2 separate regions of the Homo sapiens genome follow, and region 2 is linked to region 1. A link is a contact called in ENCODE Hi-C data. All regions are on one chromosome and are shown on one strand. Each heading gives the region's core, a stretch centred on a gene start or an enhancer-like site at or near the end of the contact. The rest is flanking DNA. Distances are from core to core; before and after follow the strand shown. Region 1 overlaps LOC107984380 (a long non-coding RNA gene). Region 2 holds the start of CASP1 (caspase 1).

Region 1 (5,561 bases), core at 1,663-4,162:
ATGTAATTTCATTGTATTCAATGTCATCTATATGTTGCTATATTCCCAACTTTGTATATACTCAATAGATTTGTCTTCTAAGTTTCACATCAATATTTAACAAATTGACAACTGGTATATTTTTGGGACATAATTCCAAAACTGGATTTATATTTATCACGTCTTTCTACTCCTCAATTAACTCTTCCTTCATTCTTCCCACACTTCTTAGTGAGTGATACTTATACAGAACCAAAAAACTTGGAGTTATCCTTGATATCTTTTTCTCCTGCAAATCCCACATAAAATCAGTCACCTAGTTCTGCTAATTTTCTCTCAGTTTCATCCATTTTTCCACATCTGGTGTGGTAGGCCCAGGCTAAGGCAAAAATCATCTCTCAATTGAAGTATGACAAATGTCTCTTAATTCCTTTAAAAAATGCAAGCTCTCTTTTTTTGGTCTGGAAAAATATTGGGGAATACAATGAACAAATTTTGTGATTATAACAGTAATCAAATTAGAGGGATTGGCTAATGGCATTATGTAATGGGATTTTGCTGTACTGTTGAGAATATTCAGTTCTGCTATAGAAGATTAAAAAACAAATAGGATGGATGGAATTCATAAGAAGTGCTAAACATGGACAACAATATGCTGGAAAATAAGCATGTGAGATATAGGCAAAACCCACAGGATAGGTTTATTATATATAATGAAAAAGAAGTAATTTGTGAGACATAGGTAGAATTCAGATGATCTGGTAAAACAGATAGTAAGTTAGTAACCTGTATGACAACCAGAGATAGAATAAATAGAAAATGTGATGGAACAAAAATATGCTGCTTAGATGCAAAGGATGAAAAGACCCACATCTTGAGGATGCCACTTCTTCTTGATCAAGAACTTTATTAAACCTCAATTAGCCACCACTTGTTGACACACAGCATGGTTCTATTCTAGTCCTACCCAAGAAGTTCAATAAGATACCAAGTATGGTTCTATTCTGATCCTGCCCAAAAGTGCAAATAAAACCAAAGGCTGTTCAACAAATGAATTGATGCTACTCTTGCATCAAGCACACTTCTCCTGCATCTCTCTGAAAGAGGAGGTTTGTGTCCTTGGTTCAGGATATCTTCCCTTGGGGCCCTTCTCTGTTCAGACATTAACTCTGGCCCTCATCATTGAACCAGCACCCATGAAGGCTGATGTTTCAAAAGAGAAGCAAGATTTATGCACATTGTGAACCCTAGGACTCAGGGAGTGTAGTCCTTTCACCCTGTTTGCACCTCTCTAAGTGAATTACCTTACCCCAATTCATTCTCCTTGTTTTTTGCTCAGTATTTTAATCAATTTAATAAGCCATGTGGTTTGGTCATTTTAATTTGGTCTGAAAGCCTTTCTGTTCCTCGACCTCTGGGATAGCTCACCAGTTAGTGCTTCCACTGCATCAAGGCAATTTCCCACATATTGCATTCTCAGCTAATGTAGTGTCTTTCTGTATTGAAAGAAGACTTGGGAAGGAGGCAAATGCTTCTCAGCATCATAATACTAAGGCTATCATTTTTCAAGTCAGGTCAAAGTCTAATTGATGGGATAAATTTATATTCCTTAATGAGACTAAACTATGTGTGCTTTAGAGAAAATGTAATATACTTAGAACTGGTGTGTCTGCCCTTAAGTAATTTAGGAAGAAATTCATCTTTTATGTTTACTGTTGGAGAGAATAGGGAATATTCCCCAACCCAAAGGAATAGATTCCCCAGGTTTCATCAGTGTGAGCATAGTCTGGGCAGAAGAAGAAAGTCTAAGGCACCAGACTTTGAATAATTCAAGAAGGAAAAGAGAAATGACTTTTATGATAGTTTAAGTTTCTAAAGAAAGGCAAGTAGAAGTGTTTTTGTTATTGAAAGTGGACCTCTGGAAGAAGACATGGATTTTGAAGACAAACTGAAAATTAAAATTAATTGAAACATACTAGATTCTTAAACTAGTGCATATATGAGCACGCACATACACTCCCACCCCACCCCCCCCACACACACACACTGAGGCATGAGAATAGGAAGTCACACTTTTTTCCTTCCTCTCTGTCTTATTTTCGTTTTACTTTCATAGCCCTTGATTCTCAGAACTGCTTAATCTTTTTCTGAAGTTCAGTGTATTTTTGGTCTGAAACGGCAATTCTCAGCAAAATGACACTCCTATTTTCTGATTATTTCAGAACTAGAAAAGCAAAGTGTTGGCCTTCTGAGATTTAAGAAAAAATCATATTGTTTATTTCTAGTCTCATGCACTCAACCAATCACTCACCTCCACATTTCTGACACTAGATGTATGGGAGTCTTGCCCCACACACCAAATAATTCTCCGGCAGACACTAGCTGGGTTTCCTATAATTCAATTTAATTCTGACACTATCTAGATAGATAATGGGATCTGGATAGTGTCTGATATGGTTTGGCTGTGTTCCCATGCAAATCTCATCTTGAATTGTAGTTCCCATAATTTCCATATGTCCTGCGAGAAACCTGATGGGAGGTAATTGAATCATGGGGGCTATTTTACCCATGCTATTCTTGTGATAGTAAGTTCTCATGAGATCTGATGGTTTATAAGGGGCTTCTCCCTTCACTTGGTTCTCATTCTCTCTCCTGCTGCCATGTGAAAAAACACATGTTTGCTTCCCTGTCTGCCAGGATTGTAAGTTGTCTGAGGTCTCCCCAGAGATGCTAAACTGTGAGTCAATTAAACCTCTTTCCTTTATAAATTACCCAGTCTTGGGTATGTCTTTATTAGCAACATGAGAATGGACTAATATGGTGTCAGATCCCACAAGTTAAAGGCTTATTACCATAAAAATTTCCCCCACTTCAAAGGCCAATTGCAAGTAGTAGGTTATCAACAATACTTCCTCTTAACCAGCTATAAATCATGTTTTGCATTAGTGGCTCACAGAAGTCAGAGAAACAGTTTACTTAGAATTACTGGCTTATTAATCATGGATATAACCAAGGATACAGATGAACAGCCAGAGGAAGAGGTACATAGGGTGAGGTCTGGAAGGATAGCTTCTGTCCCTATGGAGTTGAGGTGCACCATCCTCCCAGCACTCAGATGTGTTCACCAACTCAGAAGCTCCTGAACCCCATAGTTCAAAGATTTTTAGGGAGGCTTCATCATGTAGCCATGACTGATTATAAACTCCATTTGCAGCCCTTCTCTTCTCTTTGAGGAATGGGGGGTGGGGATGAGAGCTCCAAGCATATAACCACGGTTTAGTCTTTCTGGTGACCAGCCCCATCCTAAAACCCACCAAGTCACCTCATTACAACCAAAGATACTTCTATTACCCAGGAAATTCAAAAGGATTTAGGACCTCTGTGCCAAGACCCTACATCAAAGACCAAATATTAGAACAAACAATTAACCTACCACCTTTATCTACAATGTTACTAGGAGCTTTGTCTCAGGAATCAGGGCAGAGACTAAACATTAGAACAAAAGATTCTTTTAGCACCTCTATTGCTCAGAAAATTGCAATAGTTTTAGGAGTTCTGTGCTAGGGACTGGGGTTAGAGACCAATATGTGTATTTCTTATTACTTCACTGATCTTCCCTGTCTGAAGAAAAGTACAGAAAAGAAGATGTTCCCTGAGCATGAGAAAACAGGAGACCAATTTTCCTAATTTTTATTCATTGGGCAGCAAGTGATATCTTCACAGGATAACAAGTGACAGAAAGGAGAGAGTCTGCTAAAGTAATATTAGATATCCCCATCTCTTTTGCATCCTCGCCAACCCTACTCCTGCCTCTGATTCATTCTCGAAACAATAGCCTGAGTGGTCTTACAAAATCTTAAAACAAAAAATCCTTAACAAACCTTTCCGACGCTGCTAACTTCGTTTTATATAATTTGTTTTCTCTGAACCACATGCAGACAAGCAGTTTCTCACCTAAGGGCCTCAGGGCCTCCAGGCATTCACATGTTGTTTTTTTCTGCTTGTAATACAGTAATTTTCCTTTCATTGTCCATTGGGCTAACTCATATGCCTTCTTCAGCCATCATCTTAAGAGGCACTTCCTCAGAGAGGACTTCTCTGATCCTCAGTCTAAACTGGATATCCTGTTATTTACTGGCATAAAAATGAGATTTTAAAAAATCCTTCAATGTACTTGTCACAAATTGTAATTATATATTTACCAATTTTTTTGTTTAATGTCTATCCTTTCCTAAAACTATAAGCATTTATTAGGGTAAACGATCCCCCTTTTATTCTCATCTGCACAGAACCTACCAAATTATATAAAATAGAATTTGTGCTCAGAAATACTTAGGGAATGGAATAAATTCTCAAATAAAGCATATGTTCCCAAAATGTATATGGATTCATCATGTTAAATATACCAGAGATTAGGCTAGATGGGAAAGAAATCACATCATTTATAGATAAGAATTTAAATATCTTTTAGGATTCAAGTTCAAAGTGTTTTATTGTCATGGCAAAAGAGTAAATGACCATGATTAGATGCATTTACTCCATTATATTTTCAAGAGTGTTAAACATTAATCAGAACTTCCAAATAATCATGTTTCTCTCCCTTCTATTTAATTGTGAACAAACTAAGAAGTCCACACCCTATTCAGATAGTTAGAAATAAGCAAAACTCCTTTACCATTAAGTTGGTGTCCTAAGATTATTGTGAATATCTTTTGCCTGAAAGTGAGGCACTCTCCCATAATAGCACCCTTCCCCTGGCTGCATTCACAGACCCTAATGTGGTAAAATTATTTCATAGCAGAGAAGAGCATGAATACGATAGTCCCACCTTATCCGTGTTTTGTCTTCTGTGGTTTCATTTACCTGCAGTCAATTATGGTCTGAGTATTACAGGATTTTGAGAGGGAGAGAAAGACTATATCTACGTAACATTTTTACAGTATCTTCTTATATTTTTTATTTTACTATTAGATATTATTATCAATCTCTTACTATACCTAATAAATTAAACTTTATCATAGTATATGTACAGGAACGAGCACCGTAAATTTAGTGTTCAGTCCTATCATACATTTCAGGCATGCACTGACAATCGTGGAACATGTCTCCCAAGAAAGGTAAGAGGGGAAAACTGTGTTTTCTAAGCATATGCCCCTCCAAAAAGACGAAGAAGAGGCCAAACTGGTTATATGCAACATATTCTTATTTCACAGATTAGATAACTTACTTTCTTTCCCATTATGAGGAGTGAAAAGAAGGAGAGGACAAAGTGCAGAAGGCCTCCTCCGAGTGTTGACTCTTCCTGTGTAGTAGGACTGATGCTTTCTTTGTAGGCCAAGTTACAAATTCAGGAAGAAGGAGACCATGGTTTTGCCAACTTTCTTCTCTTTTCCTAGATATTTTCTCCTCCTCAGTTTATAGTTTAAACACTTCTTCCTGTGAAAGAAGTGACATAGGAAAGTCTATGTCACTTCACCTAAATCCACAAATTGCTACCCACTACCATTTACAAAGAAAGAAAATGAGAAAAACGTAACTTTTAAAATCTAAAGGATTGTAAATTATATGAAGAGGAAAAAAAT
Region 2 (5,561 bases), core at 1,578-4,077, 160 kb before region 1:
GCAGCTCCACCCTCGTGGCTTTGCAGTGTACAGCATCCCTCCTAGCTGCTTTCATGGGTTGGCATTGAGTGCCTGAGTATTCCAGGTGCATGGTGCAAGCCGTTTGTGGATCTACCATTTTAGGATCTGGAGGATGGTGGCCCTTTTCTCATGGCTCCACTAGGCAGTGCCCCAGTGAGGACTCTGTGTGGGAGCTCACACCCCACATTTCCCTTCTGCATTGCCCTAGTAGAAGTTCTTCATGAGGGTCCCACCCCTGCAGCAAACTTCTGCCTGGACATACAAGCATTTCCATACATCCTCTGAAATCTAGACAGAGGTTCCCAAACCTCAATTCTTGACTTCTGTGCCCCTACAGGCTCCACACCACATGGAAGCTGCCAAGGCTTGGGGCTTGCACCCTTTGAAGTCACAGCCCAAGCTATTTCTTGGCCCCTTTTAGCCATGGCTTCAGTGGCCCGGGAAGAAGGGCACTAAGCCTTTAGGCTGCATACAGCAGAAGGGCCCTCGGCTTACCTCATGAAAACATTTTTTTCCCTCTTAGGTCTCCAGTCCTGTGATAGGAGGGGCTGCCTGGAAGGTCTCTGACATACTCTGGAGACATATTCCCCATTGTCTTGGAGATTAATGTCTTAGAGATTAACATTTGGCTCCTCGTTACTTCTGCAAATTTCTACAGTTGGCTTGAATTTCTCCTTAGAAAGTGGGTTTTGCTTTCCCAGCACATCATCTGGCTGCGAATGTTTCAAACTTTTATGCTCTGCTTCCCTTTTAAACATAAGTTCCAATTCCAAACCATATCTTTGCAAATACATAAAAATGAATGCTTTTAACAGCACCCAAATCACTTCTGGAATGCTTTGCTGCTTAGAAATTTCTTCTGCCAGATGCCCTAAATCATCTCTCTCAAGTTCAAAGTTCCACAGATCTCTAGGGCAGGGGCAAGATGCCACCACTCTCTTCACTAAAACGCAGCAACAGTCACTTTTATTCCACTTCCCAACAAGTTCCTATCTTCATTCGAGATGAGCAGCATTTAGTCAAAGCCATTCAACAAGTCTCTAGAAAGTTCCAGATTCTATTTTCCTATCTTTCTCTAAGCCCTAAGAACTGTTCCAACCTCTGCATTTTACCCAGTTCCAACATCGCTTCCACATTTTTGGAGATCTTTACAGCAGCACTCCATTACTCAGTATAAATTTACTGCATTAGTCATTTCTCACACTGCTAATAAAGACATACTCAAGGCTGGGTAATTATATAGAACAAAAAAGATATTTAATAGACTCACAGTTCCACATGGCTGGGGAGGCCTCAGAATCATAGCAAAAGGCAAAAGAGGAGCAAGGACACGTCTTACATGGGTGCAGGCAAGAGGGTATGAGCAGAGGAATTCCCTTTTATAAAACCATCGGATCTCATGAGACATTCATTATCAAGAGAACAGCATGGAAAAAAAACAGCACCCATGATTCAATTACATCCCACCAGATACCTCCCATAACACATGAGGATTATTACAATTCAAGGTGAGATTTGAGTAGGGAAACAGAGACAGACCATATCACCAGCCTTCATGTTTGTCTTTCCCTCTTGAATGTGAGACCAAAGGGGAAAGGACCATGATATGTTTTGACTGAACCTCTGGCACCTAGAGCAATGTCGTCCGTATATGTTTGCTAAATGAATGACTAGATGCACTGCTTGAGGATTCTAACAAAAGATAAACTTAGCTAAATAATCTGCAAATAATCATCCTTGATTATTTTTCTAACCTTAAACATTTGTATTAATTATAATAATATCACTCATTATTTGCTTACCATTTGCCAGGCTATGTTCCATGCATTTTCCACATTTTCTCTCACTTAATGCTCAAAACTGTGTAGGTACATACTATTAATAAAATTATTTCACATACAGAGGAACCAATGCATAGGGAAGTTCATTATCTTGCCAAGGAAGGGAAGTTTAAAATGCTAAGTTCGACATTCTCATTCCAGAGCCTATGCTCTGGGCCTCTACAATGCAATTTCCCTCAAAAATAAACCCTCCAGGATGGGTGGGTGGCTCATGCCTGTAATCCTAGCAATTTGGGAGACCAAGGTGGGCACATTGCTTGAGCCTGGGAGCTGAAGACAAGCCTAGGAAACACAAGGAGACCCTGTCTTTACAAGAGATACAAATATTAGCTGGCCATGGTGGCATGTGCCAGTAATTGCAGCTACTCGGGAGGCTGAGTTGGAAGAATCATCTGAGCCTGGGAAGTGGAGGCTGCAGTGAGCCAAGGTCAAATAACTGCATTCCGGCCTGCACGACAGAATGATACCCTGTATCAGAAAAAAAAAAAAACAGAAAGAAAAAAGCAATGTGAAAAGAAGGACATTAAATAAGAAAAGCTTTAATTCTGGTGAAAAATGTTTCTATTTCTTAAAGCAAAAATGTTTCACAGGGACATACATTACCCACAACTTTCCCAAGAGCTATGAGGTGGGGTCAGGGGAACAGTGGTTCACATACTCCAAAGGTTGTGTTACTTTTCTCCGTCAAGCTTTCTAATGATTGAGAAACTCTTCACTGTGTGAATTTAATTGTACACATACTTTTTCAATCCTGTCTTACTCTCCAAGCCCCATTCCCCTCCTACCCTGATCTATCCAAGGGCTGGTGAAGAAAATTTCCCATGGATACACTACCTGATGCAGGCTACAGTTCTGATTCTTTAATGGGAAGAAAAATAAAGACATGCATATGCATGCACAGTGAGTATTTCCCAATACATGTACAGGCCCTGCCAAAAAGGAAGGCGAAGCATACTTTCAGTTTCAGTCACACAAGAAGGGAGGAGAGAAAAGCCATGGCCGGTGAGTCTTTTACTGTTCCAAGAACAGGTCCCTGGGAAGAAAGAGTTTTGGAAGGGGCTGGCTCTTCTGGAAGCCATAATTAGCATCTGTGGAAGTTTACTTGAGTAGAAGCAAGGAAAAGGGGGGAGAGGGAGGAGAGAAGGAACTAGAAGATTCTTGCAGACTTTAGAAAGGAAAGGCAAGCCCAGAAAGGAACTGAGGCTTTAGGGGAAGCCTGATGTCATTTTGCAATCTTAATTAAACTCTTACTTACATGTTGAAAGTCTGACAGAGGGTACAGAATTGGCACAGGAGGAGTACTAGCAGCAGTGGTTCCTAAATGAAATGGGCTATTTCTGCTTCATTACTTTATTAACCAGAGTTAAATAAACATGCGACATAAGAGGATGATCTCTGCTTTCCAGGGACTGATGTGGAAATGGTAAACTCAGTCTTCAGGTCACTCCATGCACATGTATGGAGACTATTGAGGGAAACAAGTAGGACAGCAATACAGTAAGAAGAGGGATTACCCAACTGTGAGGAGGGGGACATTTCACTGATGAAATCTAAATGAGGTCACTTTCTGTTGATTACATGAGAGGAATATGAGGCTGTTTTCATGATGTGAGAAATCCTTGTGCTCTAAACAGACAAGGTCCTGAAGGAGAAGAGAAAGCTGTTTATCCGTTCCATGGGTGAAGGTACAATAAATGGCTTACTGGATGAATTATTACAGACAAGGGTGCTGAACAAGGAAGAGATGGAGAAAGTAAAACGTGAAAATGCTACAGTTATGGATAAGACCCGAGCTTTGATTGACTCCGTTATTCCGAAAGGGGCACAGGCATGCCAAATTTGCATCACATACATTTGTGAAGAAGACAGTTACCTGGCAGGGACGCTGGGACTCTCAGCAGGTAAGGGTCAGTGACTTACACTCAAGTTCACCTAGGGCCTGTCTTCGTGCCTAACATTTGATTTCTTTACTAGTCATGTTAATTGGAAGAAAACTTTCTTATTTCTGGCTTCAGGGCCATATTTCTGTAGCAGGGTCCCTATTGCATGTCCCTTGACTCTCCTTTGATTCTTTTCCTTAATCCTCAGTGGCACTCTTCTGATTAAAGCTCATTTCCTGTTCTGAGTATGTGGTAGCTCCTTTACTGAAGCTCTTGAGAACCATCTGAAAAGCTTCATGCTGTGTTTTCCAGTGTTCCTGGCAAGGCAAAATATTTACCTGTGGATTTATTTTTGCTGAGTGCAAGGGGTCTGTAGGCACTTATGTAGTTGTAAAGTCACATGAAGCTTTAAGGTTTATAATCAAATACTTTTTATAACTTTTCTCCAAAATTTTACCCTCCCAAAAGAATAAAATATATTTCAATGATGGCGATACACTCAGAGAACACATTGAACGTATAGAAAAGTGAAGATTTCTAATGGGCTCATTCCTCCAGTTGCCTCCTTGTATTTTCTTTGAGTAAGATCACCTGGTTGCCTGTTACCAGGCTGTGGGTCATGCTGTGAGGCCTGGAAATCCTCCACTTGCAACCCTCCTCAGGCCCAATACAGGGCTCAGGAACTGAGCTGGCCAAATCTCATGACCACTTGGACCTACCACGTGGTGAGGATGAGAGTTCTGGTGGATTCCCAGTCATTGATGTCTGTGGCACTTCCTAAAGCCACTTCAGAGGGAGATGTTCTTTGAAAGCAAAAGCCTTCTGTTCTAAGGGTTAGGGAAAGCTTATGCCTGTCTAAGCAGACATTGCAGATGTTTCTGTTTTCATCTATGTGTAATAAACACGTATTTTTCTACCAATGCCTCTTTCATTTTCTACCTCCCACCACTCTCTAAATTAAAGAACATCTTTAACATTATTTAATGTCAGTCAGTCAGTCAGTGTTATGGGAGAAATTTTTAGTGGGGAGTGTTTTACAGATTGGGGTAAAGTTTTCCAGAGATGATAAGTGACTACTTCAATACCCTTTATCTTTTCATAGATCAAACATCTGGAAATTACCTTAATATGCAAGACTCTCAAGGAGTACTTTCTTCCTTTCCAGGTAATGCTGTTTTTAAAGGAAGAGCATTCTTTGACCCACATCTTCCTTGACATTAATTTTGTAGGATCAAACGTGGGTAAATGGGCTATGGAGAATTCTCATAGATTGGTCATATAATTTTCTTTTTGTAATCTATTCTGCTTTTGTAGAAACTGTTTCCACAGCTTCATTATCCACATTTATATTAAAAATTCTGAATCTGTGTCTCAAATCCTGATTACCCAAATAAGTACCAAACTTCATTATTTAAGCCTACTGAAATATTCACTCCCATCTCCCAGAGACACCTTATTCTAAACTTTCCCAGAGCTGAAAATGCTATACTTCCACACCCTGCTTCTCTTCCGGTTTTGTGTAACTTGGTTATTGGTGCCACCGTCACCAGTTGTTCAAACCAGGAACTTGAAACTCATATGGGACCCTTCCTTCTCATGCACCTCTAACATTCAACCCATGGCCAAGTTTTATGCAGGCTTTTCTCAAATTTGGAACCATCTCTCTATTTCTACTTCTATTATTTTATTAAAGAACCCCTATTCCCATAGTGCACTCTTAAACTTATATCTGAAAGCAATGTAGAGGCTAGGAATGCAAATTATTTATCAAGTTCAGATATTACTCTACTGAATTTATTAAGGTTGGGTATCATGAATA

What was found. A loop is a pair of places that touch in the nucleus more often than their neighbours do. Pooled maps may share reads with other maps.
Region 2: a loop to region 1 is called in a map with no recorded cell type, with 2.1 times the contacts of the local background. The contact joins the promoter of CASP1 here to the enhancer-like site in region 1. A Hi-C loop is called at or near these places in 5 of 37 single-sample maps with no recorded cell type and 6 of 50 pooled maps.

The regions. Positions count from the first base shown.
Region 1 is chr11:104,873,827-104,879,387 of GRCh38, reverse strand. LOC107984380 (a long non-coding RNA gene) reads right to left here. Exons shown (of 3, transcript XR_007062985.1): 2 at 5,207-5,415; 3 at 3,820-4,113. Among named protein-coding and RNA genes, the nearest start is that of CASP4, 92 kb to the left of the region's middle. RefSeq lists a silencer at 2,063-2,152. Within about 2 kb of position 2,912, at least 3 of the 41 ENCODE cell types and tissues checked have a DNase peak (open chromatin) inside an H3K27ac peak, as active enhancers do.
Region 2 is chr11:105,032,410-105,037,970 of GRCh38, reverse strand. CASP1 (caspase 1) reads left to right here and starts at 2,827. Exons shown (of 9, transcript NM_001257118.3): 1 at 2,827-2,864; 2 at 3,497-3,763; 3 at 4,845-4,907. The coding sequence starts at 2,858. It overlaps LOC124902742 (a long non-coding RNA gene), which reads right to left. Exons shown (of 3, transcript XR_007062869.1): 3 at 2,290-2,330. RefSeq lists an enhancer at 2,699-2,748.